Regions from separate parts of the Homo sapiens genome. Here region 2 is linked to region 1. A link is a loop called in an ENCODE intact Hi-C map of the cell type or tissue named here. Cell type or tissue: chondrocyte. All regions are shown on one strand. Links, peaks and the distances in the headings refer to the core of each region. The heading gives the core; the rest is flanking DNA.

Region 1 (5,000 bases), core at 1-5,000:
CCCCTTCAGCTTAACTTTGGAAAAACTCATTCACATTGAGGTGAATTAGGTGACAGAGTGCACTTCAAAAGAGATGTTATAAGAACAAGGCTTAACTCAGAGCATAAGCAGCTCACAGGAATTTCTGGCAGCCTGGGGGAGTGGGTCCTCCCCCACACTCAGGCCTCCTCCAACCCTGCTCTGGCCATGCTCTGTGTCTGAGGCCTTTGGAGCTTCAGGGTCAGGCATGTGAACTCAGCGCATTGTCCCTGTGCTACAGTCCCAGGGCAACACCTCCTGAAACCACTAATGCCATTCCTCCCAGGCCTGCACATAAACAAGGTCACAGGGGCCTCTCTCCACATCCCCGCTCCTTCCTCCCTCCTTCCCTCCGGTGGGGCTGCTGGGAGTCCCCAGCCCTTCCTGCTTCAAATAAAATGATACACGAAAACATGCAATGCTCTCTGGCTGTAAGAGAAACACTACATAATTTTAGAGAATGCTAAGAGTTCATGTCTTCACTGACATTTTTTCCATATGAAACAGCCCATTTCTTAATTGTTCGAAATAAAGTTGGCTCTGCTCTCTCCTACTCAGGTAGTGGGAAGTACCACCTCAAACAGGATAGGGGGACCACTCCTCATCTCTTGGGGTTCTGTAGTCCAGAACATTCAGGGAAGACTGCCAGGACTCAGTTCTTTTCAGGACTGCAGAGTGAAGAGAAGCCAACAACTCTGAAGGCGGCAGGAGCCGGCTCCCACTGCAACTCCAAGCCTGCCCACCAGTCCAGTCCTCTCTGGCACCCACACTCTCCTCGCCTGCAATGCCTATTCCCTCAAGGCCTGTGGGGGCTTGGGACTTCCCATGAAGTCATGGTCCACTCGGCTCTCCCCTCCCTGAGCCCCTCCATGCTTCCTCCTCTCCTCCACCTCCATGCTACATTCAATGTATCCCCTCCCCTTCACCAGCCTCCCGCTTCGTCTGTACTGGCCTTTGGAGCTCAGAGGCATGTTGTGATACGGTTCAGCAGGTCCCAGGCCCTAGATCCACAGCCGCCCCTGGGGGCTGATCCTGGGGCCCTCCATGGCTCCAGGATGACCAGTTTGCTTCGCCCTTCTCAAAGAGAAAACAAAAACCCTCTTGAATTTTTACATCTTGCTAATTATTATTTTTTTTCATGGTACTGGGAGAATGCAGAATATCAGAAAATTACAATTATCCAAAAACGTCCTTCAGTTATCCAGCTGCAAGAATGCCAGCATTTCAATGCTGAAAAATGTCAAGGATCATCTCTAGGGTAGTTTCCTCACTTTGCAGAAGCTAAAACAGAACCAGAGACAGAGAGGTACAGGGAGCAGGCCAAGGTCACAAACAGTTCCAGGTGGAATGAGAACTAGAACTCAGATCTTTCTCCTCTGCAAAATTGCTCGACAAGAAAAAACAGACAAAAAATTGGCGGGGCGCGGTGGCTCACGCCTTTAATCCCAGCACTTTGGAAGGCTGAGGCAGGCAGATCACTTGAGGTCAGGAGTTTGAGACCAGCCTAGCCAACATGGCGAAACCCTGTCTCTACTGAAAACACAGATATTAGCCGGGGGTGATGGCACACACCTGTAGTTCCAGCTACTCAGGAGTCTGAGGCAGGGGAATCGCTTGAACCTGGGAGGAGGGGTTGCAGTGAGCCAAGATGATGCCACTGCACTCCAGCCTGCTGAAGAGAGCGAGACTCTGACTCAAAAAAAAAAAAAAAAAAAAAAATTAGCCCAGCATGATAGTGAGCCTGTAGTCCCAGCTACTTGGGAGGTGGAGGCAGGAGAATCTCTTGAACCCAGGAAGCAGAGATTGCAGTGAGCCAAGATCACACCACCGCACTCCAGCCTGGGTGACAAAGTGAGACTCCATCTCAAAAAAAAAGAGTCCAGACATGGTGGCTCACGCCTGTAATCCCAGCACTTTGGGAAGCCAAGGTGGGTGGATCACCTGAGGTCAGGAGTTCCAGACCAGCCTGGCTAACATGGTGAAACCCCGTCTCTACTGAAAATACAAAAATTAGCCTGGCATGGTGGCTGAGGCAGGAGAATTGCTTGAACCCAGGAGGCAGAGGTTGCAGTGAGCTGAGATTGCACCACTGCACTCCAGCCTGGGTGACAGATCGAGACTCCATCTCAAAAAAACAAACAACAACAAAAAATCTACCTCTGGCTCAAAGTAACACATGCTCATGTAGCCAGAAATGTTGAACCAATAACTAGGTGTATCTCATGCTAGTTTCCACAATAAGGCATTTATGAAACCACCAGCCCTACCTGTTCTAAATAAATGAATAAAAATGTGGATGCTAATTGAAGATTAGCATCATCTCCCATCCATGTTAATGTGCTTTTTGGTTATTTGCAATTCTCTTTTGTAAATCTGAGGTAAACATCATTGTCCAAATTAGCTCTTTTCACTCAGTAAAGGCCATATTAGCATTCTGAGGTTTGCGTTTGCCTACTGCTTATTTAGTAAGGTCAGATGAGAAGCTAGTCAAATGACTTCCATTTCACTTAAGAGGCGTACCGAGTGGGGAGAACTCAAGCCTCCAAAGCCCGAACTCCCTGGCAGTGGCTCCCCAGGTCCCTCCCCTCTCTCAGTACTGAGCCACAGCACTGCTGGGAGCAGCAACTACCACCACAGTGGTCTCCCGGGAAGGGCTGGCCCAGATGGGTGACACTGAGTCAGGTGGTTGCAAGGTCCTCTGCCTGGATCTCGGTCCCCGTCCCCTCAGCGCTGCCGCCGTTATCATCAATGACAGCTCCAATGTCACCTTCTCTCTTGCCCCACTGAAGTGGCCATCATCCCCCAGGCACTTTCTATGCCACACTTTCACAGCACACGTCTCGGCATCCAGAGGGCTCTTTCATGTCTGCCTGGCTCCCCTGCTGGAACCGAGCTCCATGACCATAGCAACCCTGCCCACTCACGCATCCCTGAAGCCCGGGTGCTGACACCACAGATGTTCAATATTTGTTGAAGGAATGGAAGTAGGAAGGAAAGTCTGAGCTGGTCAGGGCTTCTGGAGTAACTCTAACAAGGAAAGCGGAGGCTGCACTTGTGGTCTCAAATCTTTTCCAAACTCCACTGCGTAAAAAAAAAAAAAAAAAAAAAAAAAAAAAGTCTTTGAAACCAGACTCGCATCCAAATCCCAACTACTTTAACCAGTGGCAGGATCACTGGAGCAGATGGTTTAACCTCCCAGAGCCTGTTTGCTAAACTGCAAAATGGGGGAAATGATACCATTTAGGTTAAGCGCCTGGCTCTTTCTAAATGTTGGCTCAAACGGTGGTGACCCTTCCCAGACTTCCACCACTACTGGAAGTTTGCGTCCCAAAGCAGACACCCTCATCGCCTTGGCTCCGAATGCAGAGAGCTAGTTCCGAGAAGCCGAGGGGAAGCTGAAGGCGCGCCCTGGCCAACCCTCCCCACGATCCCCCGCCGCAACCCCTGTCGGCCCCTTCCAGCCCACAGTGGGTGGCCCCAGGCCTCGCTAGGGTCACGTCTCTCGGGTCCCCGCGCAGGGAAGGGTCCAACCAGCGACTCGCAACCTTTTCGGGGTCCCGAGTCCAACACCCGTGGGAATCCCATGGGCACCATGGCCCCTCGCTCCAAAAATGCTTTCGCGTCGCGCAGACACTGCTCGGTAGTTTCGGGGATCAGCGTTTGAGTAAGAGCCCGCGTCTGAACCCTCCGCGCCGCCCCGGCCCCAGTGGAAAGACGCGCAGGCAAAACGCACCACGTGACGGAGCGTGACCGCGCGCCGAGCGCGCGCCAAGGTCGGGCAGGAAGAGGGCCTATTTCCCATGATTCCTTCATATTTGCATATACGATACAAGGCTGTTAGAGAGATAATTAGAATTAATTTGACTGTAAACACAAAGATATTAGTACAAAATACGTGACGTAGAAAGTAATAATTTCTTGGGTAGTTTGCAGTTTTAAAATTATGTTTTAAAATGGACTATCATATGCTTACCGTAACTTGAAAGTATTTCGATTTCTTGGCTTTATATATCTTGTGGAAAGGACGAAACACCGTGCTCGCTTCGGCAGCACATATACTAAAATTGGAACGATACAGAGAAGATTAGCATGGCCCCTGCGCAAGGATGACACGCAAATTCGTGAAGCGTTCCATATTTTTACATCAGGTTGTTTTTCTGTTTTTACATCAGGTTGTTTTTCTGTTTGGTTTTTTTTTTACACCACGTTTATACGCCGGTGCACGGTTTACCACTGAAAACACCTTTCATCTACAGGTGATATCTTTTAACACAAATAAAATGTAGTAGTCCTAGGAGACGGAATAGAAGGAGGTGGGGCCTAGGCAGATTCATCTCTGCGGTGCATTTTGCCTCTGGCCCTCGGGCCCTAGTTTGCGATCTTTCCCATCTTGCCTCTGCTTCCCTCTGCACAATCCTGAGTATTGCAGTACCTTACACTTAAGGAAATTTCGTCTTGCCAAAGTTGATCCATTTCAGCTCCGAAACATAACAGGAACTAGTGCAACGATAAACGTATGAGGAACTTGCAATAAGAGTGACAGAATCCTTTGAATCAAAAAAAAAAAAAAAGCCACCACTTAATGAGTATCTACCATATGTCAAGGGCTTCACCAATATTTCATTGAAATATTCCAGACCAAATAAATAAATAATAAAAGAAAAAAAGAAAAGGGGGAGGGGGCAGAAAAATAAAATAATGTTTAAAAAATTCCTGACAGCCCCACCCTGTGGGTTTTACTGTTTTACTGTCATCATTTTACACCAATCACTGAGAGGTAAAGCCTGATAAGACTTACAGAGGCACAGACCCTGAAAAGATCGGGACCCAGGTCTCAGGTAATTGAGTTACAAAAACACAGTCCCGAGTGGTAAGACAAAGAGGAAACAAAGTCCAACCACGTTCAGATTTCCTGCGATGACTTAGGCAATGTTTTCTGAAATATCTTTCCAACAGAAAAATGGTGCAACTGCTTTGCTAGT
Region 2 (7,299 bases), core at 875-5,874, 310 kb before region 1:
GAAAGTAATAAGCAGGTGCCACGTCATGGAAAGTTTAAAAAGCAGAGTGAATACAGGCGACCCTGGAAAGTAATAAGCAGGTGCCACATGATGGAAAGTTTGTGTGTCATGCTAACATACTTGGAGTTTTTATTCCCTTGGTGTTAAGAAGCCATGAAATGCAAGGGAATGAGAATGGTAAGATTTTAGATCTGTATAAATCACTTAGGAGGCTACCAGAGGAGATAGAAAAAGGCGTCAAGGAGAGGGATGTTTTATCTAAGAATGGTTTTTAAAATAAAAGCAGGATATGAGAGCTTAAACAAGGGCAATGATAGCATGATAGACAGAAGGCACATTTGAGAAATATTTAGGGAGTAAGTTTGACAGGAGTTGGTGAGTTCAGTTTTAAATACTTGAATTTGAGGAACCAGTGAAATGCTTAGGTGAAGGTAGTTAGCTATATAAGTCTGAAACGCAGGGGAGAGGTCTGAGATGAAGACATGTATTTTGGGGTGGGTGTTAGTTTTAAACCATAAGGGTGCGTAGAAAAGTGCACCCAAGATAAAACTCCAAGAACAGCCACATTTAGAATGCTTCCCTTAAGAGAATCCATTGAAGGCAGGTGATTGAGAAGATATGGTCAGAGAAGAAAGGAGAGAATTTCAAGGAGAAAGTGGTTCATATCAAATGCAGCAGAAGTATTCAGGATGAAAACTGAAAATATACACTTTAAATTTAGCAATCAGATCATCATTTGTGACATCTGAAAGAGCAATTTCAGTGGAATGATAGAGGGTTAAAGACCATAATGAGATGCAGTGAGGAGGTAAAAAGAGCAAGTGTAGACTACTCTCACAAAAATTCGGATGAGAACAATGGGAGGAACACAGAGCTCTATCCATAGAGGAGCTTGTTTTCCTATTTTTTAAAAGATAAAAGAGTCTTGACAGCACAGAGTGACAGAAAAAGCCTGCAGACAGAGAGGAACTGAAAACACAGGACAAAGAGCAGATATATGAGGGAGCCAGGTCTCATAATACTGTTACCAAGCATCTCTACCTGGATGTCTCATCCCATCTCAAACACCACAAGTCTAACAGTCCACTCTGATCTCCCCCCTGCAATCTGATCTTTTCAACACAGTTTTCTGTTTCAGTAAATGGCATTACCATGTTACCTAGTGCTTGAGTAAGAAGCTTAGCACTCCTCCTTGGACTCATCACTCCACACACACAGTCAATGCCATTTCAATGCTTCTCAAAACTGTCAACTTCTATCTACCACTATCACCTTAGTTCAAGACATTATCATCTCTTACGTATACTATTACAAACAGGTTCTCAACTGGCCTCACTGCATTAGCCTTGCCTTCCTTTGATTCGTCTTCAAAGTGAGAATCAGATTGTCTAAATGTAATCGTGTCATTTACTCCTCTGCTTAAAAATCTTTTAATGGTTTTCTATCATCTATCTTCATATCGTCTATGTCAACTTATACCTGTCCAACTCTCTGGTCACCCTCCTTCTTGGCGCTCTCTCTCTCTCTCTCTTTTTTTTTTTTTTTTTTTAAAGACAGTGTCTCTCTCTGTTGCCCAAGCTGGAGTGCAGTGGTGCGATCTCAGCTCACTGCAACTTCTGCCTCCCGGGTTCAAGCGATTCTCGTGCCTCAGCCTTCCGAGTAGCTGGGACTACAGGCACATGCCACCATGCCAGGATAATTTTTTTGTATTTTTAGTAGAGACAGGGTTTCACCATGTTGGTCAGGCTGGTCTGAACTCCTGACCTCACTCAAGTGATCTACCCGCCTCGGCCTTCCAATGTGCTGGGATTACAAGGGTGAGCCACTGCACCCAGCCCTTCTTGGCTCTCTCTATTCCAGCTGCACTGGCCTTTTCTCCTGGCATACTCTGTTCCCATCTTGGAGCTTAACTTCTCCTCATACTTATAATCTTGCCTTAAGTATCACAGTATCAGAGAGGACTACGTTCCCCTATTGTACCTCTACAGAGTTCCCTGTCTATCTTCTTCAAGGCACATGTCAAAACTTTAACTCATTAATGACTTGTGCAATTATTTAATGCCTGTCTTTCTTACCAGACTGCAAACTTCTGGGGGATGCAGAGATGGTATGTGTCTTGTTTAATGTTATATTCTCCTGTTCCTGGAACACAGTAGACTCTTAACACAATTTCTTGAATGAAAAGAATAAATGAATAAGCAGGGAAAGGGAGATTTCCTCTTGACACTGAACAAAATAAAGCGAGGACTGGGCACAAATGTAGATAAGCTAAAAAAGTAATTATGGTGGCACTGAGATTAAGGAAGAAATGGGTGGTTTAGGTAATTCATGTCTTGTAGCCCCAATTTTCATGCATTGGCAGAGTGCTGAGAGAGGGGGATAGTGTTTGATTAGATTATGGCTAAGGCTTGAAATAACTGCTGAAGGGAGAAGGAAGAGGAGAAAGAAACTTGATTAAGAGTTGGTAAAAGACTGTTTTTCATAGTTGTGAGGGGACAACTCTACACAAAGGCAGAAACTGCAAGACAAAATCCTACTAAATCAAATGATTCAGAGAATGGAGTTCTCTGTGAAAAGTCTAAATAATACCAACTTTATTCTTTCAAGAACATAAGAGTGTCTGGCTTGACTACTAAAACTTTGCTAGAAGTACTTATTTTATTAAGAATGACTTACAAAGAACATATTTGTAACTGATTTGACTCTTTTAAAATACCTGACATTTCCTTTTGTCAAGTTATTGTAAACAGAATTTTAATTACATAATTTGTTGGGAAAGTTTTTGGTTTTTTTTTTTTTTTTTTTTTTTACAGGCAGCATACAGGTAAAGGTAGATAACCTGTTTTTTAGTAAATTACAACAAATTTCTTACTGGTGGGATCCAAATTAATATTCCATTGGCTTCCCTGGCCAATAAGTAAGGTAAGGTATCAATTTCCACAAAAATCTCATCCAGTGTACAATTATTCTCCACATCCATCAGTATATCAGACTAGAAATAGCTTTTGAATTAAACAGTTTTTGCTGCTTAATGGTAGCTAATAGTGGTTTCTCGGAGAAAATAAAATAATTCAATTCCAGACTCACGTTCCCACTCTCCCTCCAGGTGGTGCTATAGCTACAAGCGGAGAAGAGTTAACAGCTTGAGCAAAGACAGTTGGCCTTATTGTTGTTGTTGCTGTTACTATTAAATAAAATAACTTCATCTGCCTTATTTCTTGGTATTCCCTCTTCCATACAGGCTCACATAATTCTTTGCTTTCTGACTGGCTGAGATTCTAGTATTGTGAGGCAAATACGAAGATTCTCAGTAGAATGACCAGGAATAACTTCAGCAAGATTGTGATAGAAGACAAGTTATCTTATACTCTCCTTCAAGGCAGATGTCTGTCTTTTCTTTCAGGATCCCTACCATCTTCTTATCCCTGCCAAATGGTGCCACCACTCCCGCAGATCCCAAATCAGTGCTGCCCTTCTAGGTCTCCATCATCTGTCAATGCATGCCTACAGAGGCATTAGCCAAAGTGTGCTCCCATTGATTCAGGATTAGCTGCATTTTTAAAGGACCATTTTAATACAGAAAAATTCTTCAATGAACTATTAAGGGTATATTGATATTCAGGGGTAGTGGGATCTTTTACTCTGCCACAGAAATAAGTTACAGAAAGGGGTAATAGCTATGCTACAAAAGGAAAGCTGCTATTATCTTAGTTCTTTCCACCAGAGTGTTCCTAAGTACAAATCTGATAATGGGCTTCATTAATCAGTTCACATCAAAAGTCCTTAAAGGATAGCTATCTAACACCTGCCTATAAAAGTTTTGTTTCTAAGTCCCCAGCCCTCACTCCTAAATCCACGCAGCCCCCGGCTCTCACAAATAAAAGAATAAACGAAGAACTTAGTTCACCTCTTTGGAAAGGCCAAACCCTCTGACCTTAACCCTTAAAAACAGAGGTCAGCACAGCCCCATTTGAAGACCTTGAATCTCAAATTCAACGTATCAAAACAAACCATCCAGTAATTCACACGTATGAACCCAGACTTCGCAGAAGCATTAGAAATCAGACGGCATAAACTTCTTGTTACAGATGAGGAAGATGAAACTCAGGAGCAGCGTTACTTGTCCACAGTCATATAATTGATTAATGGCAGAATTATTATTTCTACCACCCCACTGGCTCTCTTCACTTTGTAAATGCAGGGGGTGAGGCCATGATATAATTCTGTACATTTTTCCTGGATAAACCACCAATCTAAAATAACTTTCTTGAAATTTATGCCAAGATGCCCTTCCCATTTCCCAGAATTCCTTAAACATTGATTTTATGAAGTTGTAGAATAATATTCTTCCATGTTTGTGCACTGACTTCACAAAGTTAATTTTAAGATTAGTAAAATATAGATTATAAAATATAGCTCATGACAAAGATATCAGAACTACTCTAAGAACTACACAACAGGCTCCAGTGAATAAACAAATTCTAAAATTTCTTGAGTTGAGAAAATACTACTCTAACCTTTAACAAAATAGCTGAATAAGTGAAATAAGTTTATCATACGTACTTAAAGCTCTAGAATGATCCGGATTCCTTATTCCCTTTGCTCGTAACCTCTGAAGAAGAACTGTTGAGGACAACTGTTTTACAAGATATACTGCCATGGAATAGTTCTGGAAAAAAAAAGAAGTAGAAAACAAACAACATATGTAAGTAAATAGTACATCTATTTTAATCTCACCATGATAGGGAAAGAAAACTAACACTTCTTAAAACACCTACTGTGTGTCAAGCAGTCTTAGGTGTTTTCATGAACAGTAATTCATTTAATCCTGACCAAAAAGCTGCCGAGATGATCATAAACCTGTTTTTATGGATGAGGATACTGAAGTACAGAGAAGTAAAAGAACTTGCCCTAATTTTGCAATTTTCAAGTAACAAACCTAGAATTTAAACCCAGGTCTGTCTTGGATTTAATATTACCTATACTTGAAGCTAATGAATTTAAGGCACTTACATGAAAGAATACTGTTAAGACTAAGTATAAGCCAAAGACAATAAGATGTCAAAGCTATAAACCATATTTAGTAGGTAACAGATATATCTAAAATAGTATCTATTTTTTTTAAATGACAAATGAGATGGGCTTCCTAATTTATACCTTTTAACCTTTCTCTATGCCTTCAAGTAGCTCTTGAAAAGATTATACTTGGGCCATTATCACAACAAGCAGAGGGAATATTAAAGAAGGTTTTCAAACAGAAGCTGCTGGTTTGGCAAATGAACAGATGAATATCCATTACCAGCAGACAGACTACCCAGAGATGACAGAGGTAGAAGGGGACCAAAAAAAAAAAAAAAAAGAAAAGCCAAAACCAAAAAAAAACAGTTAATCAACAAGCTAAGACTAAGTGAAGGGTACATGGTTGGGTAAGAGAAAGAAAAGACGGCTGAGGTTCACGAAGGGTAGGAAGGAGATCTAAATGAGAAGGATCAGTTTCTATTTGGTGCTGGGATCAAGAGGAAGATCAAGAGACTTGAAAAGAAGTAAAAGGAAAAATAATTGCTGCCATCTTGTATTTTATAGCTACACACATTTTTCAAAGCATTCTTAACATACGCTGCCTACTTCATTTAAACTTTGCACAAGGCCTATTAAGACACAGGTAGGATAGGTATTTTTCTAAGTGAAGGGCTGATGAAACTGAGGCACAAAAAGATTATGCAATCTGCTCATGATTAGGCAACTGCTTGATGACAGAGCAGACACTAGAAACCAAAGGGAAAGGGTGGGAATATTAAGACATGGAACTTAATGCACTCCCCTCTTTTGACAGAAAATATACTACAATACTCTCTGGAAGGTCATATTTTTATTTAAAGTTCGGAAAGCTATCTGTGTTTACATGCTACACATTTTCTGAGAGGGAGGAAAAAGAAGTGTCAAAAAAGCGAATTTACCTTCATTAATAAATTTCACATTAATGAGGAACAAGTAACATTAAAACTTTCCCAGCCGGGAGCAGGGGCTCATGACTGTAATCCCAGCACTTTGGGAGGCTGAGGTGGGTAGGTCACGAGGTCAGGAGATCGGGACCATCCTGGCTAACGTGGTAAAACCCCGTCTCTACTAAAAATACAAAAAACTAGCCGGGTGTGGTAGCACGTGCCTGTAGTCCCAGCTACTTGGGAGCCTGGGGCAGGAGAATGGCGTGAGCCTGGGAGGCAGAGCTTGCAGTGAGCCAAGATGGCGCCACTGCACTCCAGCCTGGGTGACAGAGCAAGACTCTGTCTCCCCCCCCAAAAAAAAAAAAAAAAAAAAATTCCTAAATTTTAGAGCATACAACATACTAATCTGATATAGCATTGACAAGCTTTATTTGTTTATTTATTTATTTAATTTGAGACAGAGTCTCGCTCTGTCACCCAGGCCGGAGTGCAGTGGCGCAATCTCGGCTCCCTGCAACCTCCACCTCCCGGGTTCAAGTGATTCTCCTGCCTCAGCATCCCAAGTAACTGGGACTACAAGTGTGCACCACCATATCTAGCTAATTTGTGTGTGTGTGTGTGTGTGTGTGTTTTGTTTTTTTGTTTTTTTTGTTTTTAGTAGAGATGGGGTTTCACCATGTTGGCTAGGCTGGTCTTGAACTCCTGACCTCAAGTGATCCGCCTGCCTCAGCCTCCCAAAGTGCTTGGATTACAGGCATGAGTCACCAGGCCCAACTGGAAAGCTTCTTTTAGAAAAAAATCTTATTCACCATTATTATTTACTTGCTTAATGCTTCAAGTATGACAGAAACTGGAGAAATGCTAATTAACAATGTGAAACTATGTATTGACAACTTGAATCTTCAGAACTTGGAATTACCCTAAGGCTTTATATAAATATTTAAGAAGAGATCAAGCAGAAACTGCAACAAGTTCAGTGAAAAGGTATGCTCACTCTAGTTGAAACATGTAAGCAAATAGAAAAATAAAATAAAAGCAGCAAAAAGAATGTGGTACTAACAAATGCCACTTGTACTGGTAATATAAAATGAAATTTTTACATCATATGAAAGAGGTTCAGCAGCAAAAAAAACCCCACCAAAGCTTAATAGTGACAGAGATTCTTTTCTAGGTAGACAGTATTTTATTGTTCCTGCTAATCCTTCAAATACTAATTCCAACTACTGATATATATTATACTATATTATATTATATTATACTGATAGTTTTGTTTATTGCTTTTTCAAAAGTCTTAAAAATTATTTGTCAAGTTCATGAGATAATTTCTCTGTAATTGAAATATACTCTATTCATT

What was found. Hi-C counts contacts between places; a loop is a spot of excess contacts. Peaks named below come from ENCODE experiments on the same cell type or tissue, not always from the same donor. Only the 100,000 strongest peaks of a DNase experiment are listed, where the experiment ranks them.
Region 2: a loop joins it to region 1, with 4 times the contacts of the local background. A loop is called at or near these places in 11 of 110 quality-filtered maps.

Annotation. Positions count from the first base shown.
Region 1 is chr15:67,839,098-67,844,097 of GRCh38, reverse strand. It overlaps RNU6-1 (RNA, U6 small nuclear 1), which reads left to right and starts at 4,053; the gene lies at 4,053-4,159. RefSeq lists enhancers at 2,211-3,162, 3,658-3,707, 3,163-4,115. In chondrocyte, for the core only: a CTCF peak has its summit at 2,874; a DNase peak (open chromatin) is centred at 3,718.
Region 2 is chr15:68,150,960-68,158,258 of GRCh38, reverse strand. PIAS1 (protein inhibitor of activated STAT 1) reads right to left here. Exons shown (of 14, transcript NM_016166.3): 7 at 4,564-4,669. Among named protein-coding and RNA genes, the nearest start is that of CALML4, 51 kb to the left of the region's middle. In chondrocyte, for the core only: CTCF peaks have their summits at 2,887 and 3,106 (motif pointing right); no DNase peak of the experiment used is centred there.